2 separate regions of the Homo sapiens genome follow, and region 2 is linked to region 1. Evidence: chromatin contacts called from ENCODE Hi-C or POLR2A ChIA-PET data. All regions are on one chromosome and are shown on one strand. Each heading gives the region's core, a stretch centred on a gene start or an enhancer-like site at or near the end of the contact. The rest is flanking DNA. Distances are from core to core; before and after follow the strand shown.

What was found. A loop is a pair of places that touch in the nucleus more often than their neighbours do. ChIA-PET counts read pairs that join two places held with the same protein, here RNA polymerase II (POLR2A). Pooled maps may share reads with other maps.
Region 2: POLR2A ChIA-PET joins it to region 1 with 15 read pairs in OCI-LY7. The contact joins two enhancer-like sites. A Hi-C loop is called at or near these places in 1 of 168 maps with a recorded cell type or tissue (thyroid gland) and 2 of 50 pooled maps. POLR2A ChIA-PET finds 5 or more read pairs at or near these places in 5 of 52 experiments (H1, MCF 10A, OCI-LY7 and 2 more).

Annotation. Positions count from the first base shown.
Region 1 is chr20:50,069,387-50,073,694 of GRCh38, reverse strand. No RefSeq gene overlaps it. Among named protein-coding and RNA genes, the nearest start is that of TRERNA1, 30 kb to the right of the region's middle. RefSeq lists enhancers at 1-129, 130-639 and a silencer at 2,136-2,375. Within about 2 kb of position 2,279, at least 3 of the 41 ENCODE cell types and tissues checked have a DNase peak (open chromatin) inside an H3K27ac peak, as active enhancers do.
Region 2 is chr20:50,134,456-50,139,078 of GRCh38, reverse strand. The region is part of intron 2 of PEDS1-UBE2V1 (PEDS1-UBE2V1 readthrough); the gene reads left to right. All of the region lies in intron 2 of PEDS1 (plasmanylethanolamine desaturase 1), which reads left to right. Among named protein-coding and RNA genes, the nearest start is that of PEDS1, 17 kb to the left of the region's middle. RefSeq lists an enhancer at 47-734. Within about 2 kb of position 1,703, at least 14 of the 41 ENCODE cell types and tissues checked have a DNase peak (open chromatin) inside an H3K27ac peak, as active enhancers do.

The sequences.
Region 1 (4,308 bases), core at 1,030-3,529:
CACTGGCAGTGACAAGGGAGGGGTCCCAGTGGCCCCGTGGGGCCTCCTGTTCCCTCTGCCCTGCATGCAGGGAAGCTGGGTGGCTGGGTCAGGGGGCAACAGATGGACTGGCTCAGAAGCCTGGCCTTCCCTGGCAGGAATTTTGAGAATCAGATCTGAGCAAGTCCCCCTTACACCCATTGCCAGCCATGAAAGAGAGCAGACGGGGGTTCCACGACCCAGGGTTGTCCATGGTGGGCAGGAAGCTAAGATGGAAGCCACTGCTTTCTGATTGGCCAGGGAAGGCCTGTGCCTCAGATTCTTCAGGGTCACCAGCAGAATCCAGAGAAAGCACAGGCCACAGTGGCTTGGAGGATCCTGGAGAGGCCACCCACCTTCTTCAGAAGCTGATGGCACCTTCATTCCCTAGGCCTGGCCCTGGGGCTGGCTTCATCTTGGGGTTCCCAGTGGGAGATTCTAGTGCCCCTGCCAGGAACCAGGGGAACTGATGTGGCATGCCAAGGACATTGATTAATATAACAGTGATGTCAATACCTCACCCTCAGTCCAGGATGCTGTCTGATAGGTGACAACTGATACTGGTTGGGTAGGTGTGGTGATATGAGATTTCCCACCACCCCCCCTTTTTTTTTTTTGAGATGGAGTCTCGCTCTGTGGCCCAGGCCAGAGTGCAGTGGCGCGATCTCGGCTCACTGCAGCCTCTGCCTCCCATGTTCAAGCGATTCTCCCACCTCAGCCTCCCAAGTAGCTGGGACTACAGGTGCGCAACACCATGCCCGGCTAATTTTTATATTTTTAGTAGAGACAGAGTTTCACCATGCCGAAATTCCCTTTTAAAAATACCCTTCGGCAGGCGGGCACGGTGGCTCATGCCTGTAATCCCAGCACTTAGGGAGGCCCAGGTGGGCAGATCACTTGAGGTCAAGGAGTTTGAGACCAGCCTGGCCAACATGGTGAAACCCCGACTCTACTAAAAATACAAAAATTAGCTGGCCATGGTGGTGCGTGCCTGTAATCCCAGCTACTAGGGAGGCTGAGGCAGGAGAATCACTTGAATCTGGAAGACGGAGGTTGCAGTGAGCCGAGATTGTGCCACTGCACTCCAGCCTGGGAGACAGAGTGAGACTGCATCTCAAAAAACAAACAAACAACAAAAAAAACCCAGCAACTTTGTCTTGGCACAGTGGTTCATGCCTGTAATCCCAGCACTCTGGGAAGCCAAGGTGGGCAGATCACTTGAGTCCAGGAGTTTGAGACCAGCCTGGGCAACACGGCAAAACCCCCTCTCTACAAAAAATACAAAAATTAGCTGGGCATGGTGTTGCACACCTGTAGTCCCAGCTACTCGGGAGGCTGAGGTGGGAGGATCGCTTGAGCCCAAGAGGTGGAGGTTGCAGTGGGCCGTGATTGTGCCACTGCACTCCAGCCTGGGCAACACGGCGAGACTCTGTCTCAATAAATAAATAAACATATACATAGATATAGATATAGATATAGATATACACATATATATATACACTTAAGTAAAAACCAATTATCTAGGAGCAAATGTCAAGTAAAAGTACAGGTAGGGCTCAGATGCGGCAAAAAATCATGTTGGGGTAGGAGCCTGAGTAACATCAGCGAGCGCATACAGGTTTATCCTTTGGCCTCTGGCCCAGCTGTTAATGATATATTCATGTTTATTATCTGCCCCCTCCCACCCCCACTAAAATGTCAGCTTCAAGAGGGTAGGGATGAGGCCAATTGTGTTCACGGCTGTGTTCCTGCCATCTCACACAATGTTGGGCATACAGTAGGTGTTCAGTGAATACTTGTGAATGGGTGAATGGCTGGCTGGAAGGCCATGCATGAGTGAATGAGCGGAGGTGACACCTTCACATCCTCTCTCCGCCTCGGTGGATGCCAGTGCAGGCCCAGGAGTCAGCCGTTTCCACTACCAGCTGTGTGGCCCCGGGAGGGCTCCTTAACCTCTCTGTGCGTTTCCGTTGCCATTTCGCCGGGTTATTCTAAGGATTACGTGTGGTTTTACATGGTGTGGGCTTCTTGCAGTCCTCGGCACGGAGCACCCCTCCGTAAATGTTATTTCGCTATTGTTCTTTCCTTTCCTTTCGGTGTATTCTGCTTATGTATTCGCTATTGCTCTTCCCCATCTCACCGACCAGAAGAGTGAAGCTCCTCCCCGCTCTCCTGGCGCCCGGCTTCCCCGTTCTGGCTCGGGCCTGCACGCCCGCCCTTGGCCAGCAGAGGGCGCTAGCGCTCTAGGGACCAACGCTCCGGCTGGGCCGGGCCACGCGTCATCTCTCAGCCGACCCGAGGCTGGGGCTGGAGGAGGGGACAGGCGTGACCGCCGGGGCAGGGGTGGACCACCGGACATCTGGGTGTGTGCCTTTGGCACAGCGGGAGCCTGCTGGAGGCTCCCAAAGCGGAGTGGGCAAGCTTTTTCCCCCAGTGCGCTTCCAACCCTTTTTCTTTCTTTCTTTCTTTCTTTTTTTTTTTTTTTTTTGCGACAGGGTCTCTTGTCGCCCAGGCTGGAGTGCAGTGATGCGATCACGGGTCACTGCAGCCTCCAACTCCTGGCCTCAAGCGATTCTCCTTCCTCAGCCTCCCGGGTAGCTGGGACTACAAGTGGGCGCCACCACGCCCAACTAATTATTTATTCATTTAGAGACAGGGTCTCACTCTGTCACCCAGGCTGGGGTGCAGTGGCATGATCAAGTCTCATTGCAGCCTCAACCTCCTCCTCAAGCAATCCTCCTGCCTCAGCCTCCTGAGTAGCTGGGACTACAGGTGCAGGCCACTGGCCAATTAAAAAATATTTTTTTTTTTAATTAGCCGGACGTGGTGGCGGGTGCCTGTAGTCCCAGCTACTCAGGAGGCTGAGGCAGGAGAATGGCGTGAACCCGGGAGGCGAGCTTGCAGTGAGCTGAGATCACGCCACCGCACGGCAGCCTGGGTGACTGAGCGAGACTCAGTCTCAAAAAAAAAAAATTTTTTTTAGTAGAGACAGGGTCTCGCTGTGTTGCCCCGGCTGGTCTCAAACTCCTGGGCTCAAGTGATCTTCCTGCCTTGGCCTCCTAAAGTGCTGGGATTACAGGCGTAAGCCACCATGCCTGGCCTCCAACCCATTTTTTGCCAAGGACCAGCTGAGACTCAGAAAGGGTTGTCCAAGGTCACCCAGCAGGTGGGGGTAGTGGGGGTCATGCTGTGAATACAAGGCTTTGAAGCTCACATACCTCAAGGACCTGATAGGGGCTGTGGAGAACACAGGACTGACCACCTTTGCCTCTAGAATGCTGGCCCACATGGCCAAATCTTCCAAGTCTTCAAGAGAGACAGGGACATCAGGATGTAGTGAAATGTCTCGATTTTTATGGTAGCAATGAATTAAAGGCTTTGTTTGTTTTTGTAGAGCCAGGGTCTCATTATATTGCCCAGGCTGGTCTTGAACCCTTGGCCTCAAGCGATCCTCCCGTCTTGGCCTCCCAAAGTGCTGGAATTACAGGCGTGAGCCACCACTTCTAGCCTTATTTGTTTATTTATTTATTTTGAGATGGAGTCTTGCTCTGTCGCCAGGCTAAAGTCCAGTGGCGCTATCTCGGCTCTCTGCTACCTCCACCTCCCGGGTTCAAGCGATTCTTCTACCTCAGCCTCCCAAGTAGCTGGGACTACAGGTGTGCACCACCACACCCGGCTACTTTTTGTATTTTTAGTAGAGATGGGGTTTCACCATATTGCCCAGGCTGGTCTCAAACTCCTGACCTCAGGTGATCCGCCCACCTTGGCCTCCCAAAGTGCTGAGATTACAGGCATGAGCCACCATGCCTGGCCGCCTTTTTTATTTTTAATCACAGTTTCCACCTCTGAGCAACCTTGGAGGTAGCTCACCTCTTCCTCCCTTGGAGGAAGGTGTTTTGAAACAAAACCATCCCCCTGGTTTCTTCACCTGCCTGCCTGAGCTTCTTTAGGCTTCAGTTTACCAGTGACTGCATCTTCCAGGACTGCGCTACCCAGGACATCCCCTCCCTCTGGGTTAGGAGCCAGTCTCCATCCCTGAGCTTCCCCAGTAGAGCTTCCATTTGTTCATTTGTCCATTCATTCATTCAACAAGCATTCATTGAGTGTTTACTGTGTGCCAAATACCGTGTGTAGGGACATGCAGTGATGAGACAAAACCCTCCCTTCGTGGAGCTGATATTTGAATGGGGGAGTTAGACAACAGACAAAGAAGGAAATGCACTAGGTTCTTTTCCAGGCGTTCAGCACATACCCAAGTAAAGGAACAGAGGGCAGGCAGGCAGCAGTGGG
Region 2 (4,623 bases), core at 454-2,953, 66 kb before region 1:
GACAGGACTGGGACCCAGGACCGAAACCCATGGATTTGCCCTCAGTGCATTCACTTGGCTCCTCAGCCACGCCTTCCATCTCCACGCCAGGCCTTTGAGGTGGGCAGGGAGGGGTGAGGAAGTCCCAGCTGGGTGACCTCTGGGGAAATGGAAGCCCGCACGGGCCCAGCGACTACCTCAAGTTCCCCCGTGAGTCAGGGTAGCCTGGGGTGAGCCGTCTCCCATCCCTCTCCTTGTCCCAGTGTTCTGCGGGGAAGGGTGGTAACCAAGCCGAAGCTGCCCCCAGGGGGAGCCGGCTGCCAGCTGCCACCACCCCAAAGCTGGGACAAAGAGGCTTCTGTGTGCCTGTCTGCCACCCCTGCCCCCATTAAAGCAGCCTCAGACAGCAGCCTGGAGTCACTGCCACCGGCAGAGGCCGCAAGATCACGGAGCCAGGGGGAGGGCTCCTGGTCTCCTAAGATGATTCCTGACTTCTGTCCAAAGCAGACATCCCTCCCTGCTGGGCAGCGTGCAGGCGCCAGGCCTTGACCATTGGACAGATGGCAAGACTGAGGCTCAGCAGAGAGCTCACAGGAGCTGCGTTGGGGGGATGCTTGCTGTGTCGTGGGACCCACCGGGCCCTTTACCCAGCAGCCCATTTTATTAACTTCTCATAGTTAAGGGAGGTAAATGTCCCCATTCTCCATACCTGGGTGCGAAGTCTCCCTAACCCTAACCCTAAGGTTGCATCATCCTGAATGACTCTAGCGAGTCTCTGGCTACTCACCAGCAGCCCTGCCTTGCCCCTGCCACCGTGTGACCTTGGGGAGTTCTTACCCTCCTCTGGAAGGTCAGGATGGGGTGGGGCCTGTTACTGTGGACATGAAGTGAGATTGTCCACTTTTTGAAAAACAGACTTTATTTTTTAGAACAAGTTTTCAACTTACAGAAGGATGGGGCAGATAGTACAGAGAGTCCCCATATGCCTGGGGCACGCAGTTTCCTCCATTATTCACATCCTAAATCTTACATTAGCGGGGCACATTTGTTACAGTGTGTGCCAGTGTTGATACATTATCATGAGCTGGAGTCCATGGCTTATTCAGATTGCCTTAGTTCTTCCCTAATGTCCTTCTTCTGTTCCTGGATCCCATCCAGGGTATCACATGGCCTTTAGTTGTCATGTCCCTTTAGGCTCCTCTTGTCCAGTTTTTTTTGTTTGTTTGTTTTTTGAGACGGAGTCTCACTCTTGCCAGGCTGGAGTGCAGTGGCGCAATCTCGGCCCACTGCAACCTCCGCCTCCCAGGTTCAAGCGATTCTTCTGCCTCAGCCTCCCGAGTAGCTGGGACTACAAGCGCGCGCCAGCACGCCCGGCTAATTTTTGCGTTTTTAGTAGAGATGGAATTTCACCATGTTGGCCAGGATGGTCTCAATCTCCGGACCTTGTGATCCACCCTCCTCGGCCTTCTAAAGTGCTGGGATTATAGGAGTGAGCCACCGCGCCTGGCTGACCTTGACGGTTTTGAGGAGTGCTAGTCAGGTGTGTTGTAGGCTGCCCCTCTGTTGGTATCTATCTGATGTTTTTCTCATGATTAGACTGGGGTTACGGGTTATGAGGAGGAAGAGTTCAGAGGTGAAGTGCCATTTTCATCACATCATAGCAAAAGTACAGACTGTCAACATGACTTATCACTGTGATGACTCTGATCCCATGACTAAGGTAGCAGATGTCAGAGTTCTCCACAGTTAAGTTACCCTCGGCTGGGTGCGGTGGCTCACGCCTGTCATCCCAGCACTTTGGGAGGCACTTTAGGATTTGTGAGTGGGTCGCTTGAGCTCAGGAGTTCACTGGTCAGCCTGGACAACATGGTGAGACCCTTGTCTCTACAGCTGTAGTCCCAGCTCCTCACGAGTCTGAGGTGGGAGGGTCGCTTGAGCATGGGAGCTCAAGGCTGTAGTGAGCTGTGAATGGCACCGCCACACTCCAGTCTGGGCCACAGTGGGAGAGTCTGTCTCAAAAAAACAACAAACAAAAGTTACTCTGCTCCCCCCACCCCGCCTTTTTTTTTGAGATGAAGTCTTCCTCTGTCACCCAGGCTGGAGTGCAGTGACTCGATCACGACTCACTGGAGCCTCAACCTCCCAGGCTCAAGCAGTCCTCCCACTTCAGCCTCCAGTAGGACCACAGGCACATGCCACCACACCTGGCGAATTTTGTTATTTTATATACAGACAGGGTTTCGCTGTGTTGCCCAGGCTGGTACTGAACTCCAGGACTCAAGCAATCCTCCCACCGTGGCCTCCCAAAGTGCTGGGATTATAGGCGTGAGCCAATGCGCCCAGCCTTCCTCCCCTCTTTTTTTTTTTTTTTTTTTTTGAGGCAGAGTCTCACTCTGTCACCCAGGCTGGAGTGTAGTGGCACGATCTTGGCTCACTGCTACCTCTTCCTCCCAGGTTCAAGTGATTCTCCTGCCTCAGCCTCCCAAGTAGTTGAGATTACAGGCCTACACCACCATGGTCGGCTAATTTTTGAATTTTTAGTAGAGATGGGGTTTCACCATGTTGGCCATGCTGGTCTCGAACTCCTGAACTCAAGTGATCCATCTGCCTTGGCCTCTCAAAGTGCTGGGATTCCAGGTGTGAGCCCTGCGCCCAGCCTCCGTCCTCATTCATACTGTGCTCTTTTTGGAAGGAGGTCTCTGTACACAGCCCACACTTAAGGAATGGGAAGTTATGCTCCCAGTGATGCACTTCTTAACACTTCACAAAGCCCCAGTACACAGTGTTAACCCAACTACTGTTTTCTCATCTGTATAATTTTTATTATGCTCATCTTTCTCATTATCTGTGAGGATTAAGTGTTTAGAATGATTAAGGAGATAAGATTCGGCCTAAGCGAGGCCTTGATGCCATTCAGGGATTAAAGGAGATAAAACATTTAAGGCGTTGGCACGGGGCCTGGTAGTTATAAGTGCTCAATAAATATCAGGTTTTTTTTTTTAAAAAAAGTAGTTGACATCTTAACCCAAAGTAAATGAGGGTGGATGTCTACACATAGACTTGTACACCAATATTCACTGCAGCAGATTCAAAACAGCCCCAGACTGGAAACAGCCCAAATGGCCAACCATGGCCAGGTGGATAAATGCATCATTGTACATCCAGATGGTGGGATACTCAGCCCTAAAAATGGTGAACCACTGCTGATCCGCACGACTGCATGGCCCACGCTAGAAACATTACACTAGTAAAAGAAGCCAGGCTCCAAAGAGCACCTACCATCTGAATCCGTTTAAATAAAGTTCTAGAATAGGCAAAATCAGTCTCTGCTGATAGGAGGCAGCTCTATGGTTGCATGGAACAGGGTCAGAAGGGAGCTTAGTGGGACAGGGGAGCCAGCTGTGGGGCTGGAAATGCTTTTTTTTTTTTTTTTTTTTTTTTGAGATGGAGTTTTGCTCTTGTTGCCCAGGCTGGAGTGCAATGGCGTGATCTCAGCTCACCGCAACCTCTACCTTCTGGGTTCAAGTGATTCTCCTGCCTCAGCCTCCCGAGTAACTGGGATTACAGGCATGCGCCACCACACCTGGCTAATTTTGTATTTTTAGTAGAGACAGGGTTTCTCCATGTTGGTCAGGCTGGTCTCAAACTCCTGACCTCAGGCGATCCGCTTGCCTCGGCCTCCCAGAGTGCTAGAATTACAGATGTGAGCCACCGTGCCCGGCCTGGAAATGCTTTCTATCAGGGGTCAGCACACTATGGCCTGAGGACCAAAAACACTTGTAAACAGGTATTCTGGGAATGCTGTTGATGTCTGCCTTCACACTACAGCTGCAGAGTTGAGGAGCTGCAGTGGAGACTGCCTTGGCCTGCAAAGCCCAAAATATTTACTGTCCATTTATGTATTTATTTATTTCTGAGATGGAGTCTCCATCTGTTGCCCAGGCTGGAGTGCAGTGGCACGAGCTCTGCTCACTGTAGCCTCTGCCTCCCAGGTTCAAGCGATTCTCCTGCCTCAGCCTCCTGAGTAGCTGGGACTACAGGTCCGCACCACCACACCCAGCTGATTTTTTTGTGTTTTTAGTAAAGACGGGGTTTCACCATGTTGGCCAGACTGGTATCAAACTCCTGACCTCCAGTGGTCCGCCTGCCTCAGCCTCCCAAAGTGCTGGGATTACAGGTGTGAGCCACCGTGCCCGGCCTGCCTGACCCTTTAAAGAAAGTTTGCCAACCTCTTATATTCTGTGTAGGTATAGAATCTCTATCTTAACCTGGGGGTTGGTCAGACAGGTGTGTCTACGCATAAAAAGGCTGTGAGCTGTGTAAGGCCTATGGCCTTTACTGTTTGTAGGTTATATTCAATTATAACATAAAATGAGCCAAGGTTTAGAGAGGGGAAGGGGCTTGTCCCCATCTCATCAGGAGCCCAGAACTCGGGGAACAAGGAACCTGGACTCTGAATCCCTTGCGAGGCCCCACCCTTATGACATCCAGCCACTTCTCCTCTGTAGCTATTTCTTTCATGAAGGCAGCATTCATTCATTCATTTATTTTTGAGACAGAGTTTTGCTCTTGTTGCCTAGCCTGGAGTGCAATGGCGAAATCTCGGCTCACCGCAACCTCCGCCTCCCAGGTTCAAGCCATTCT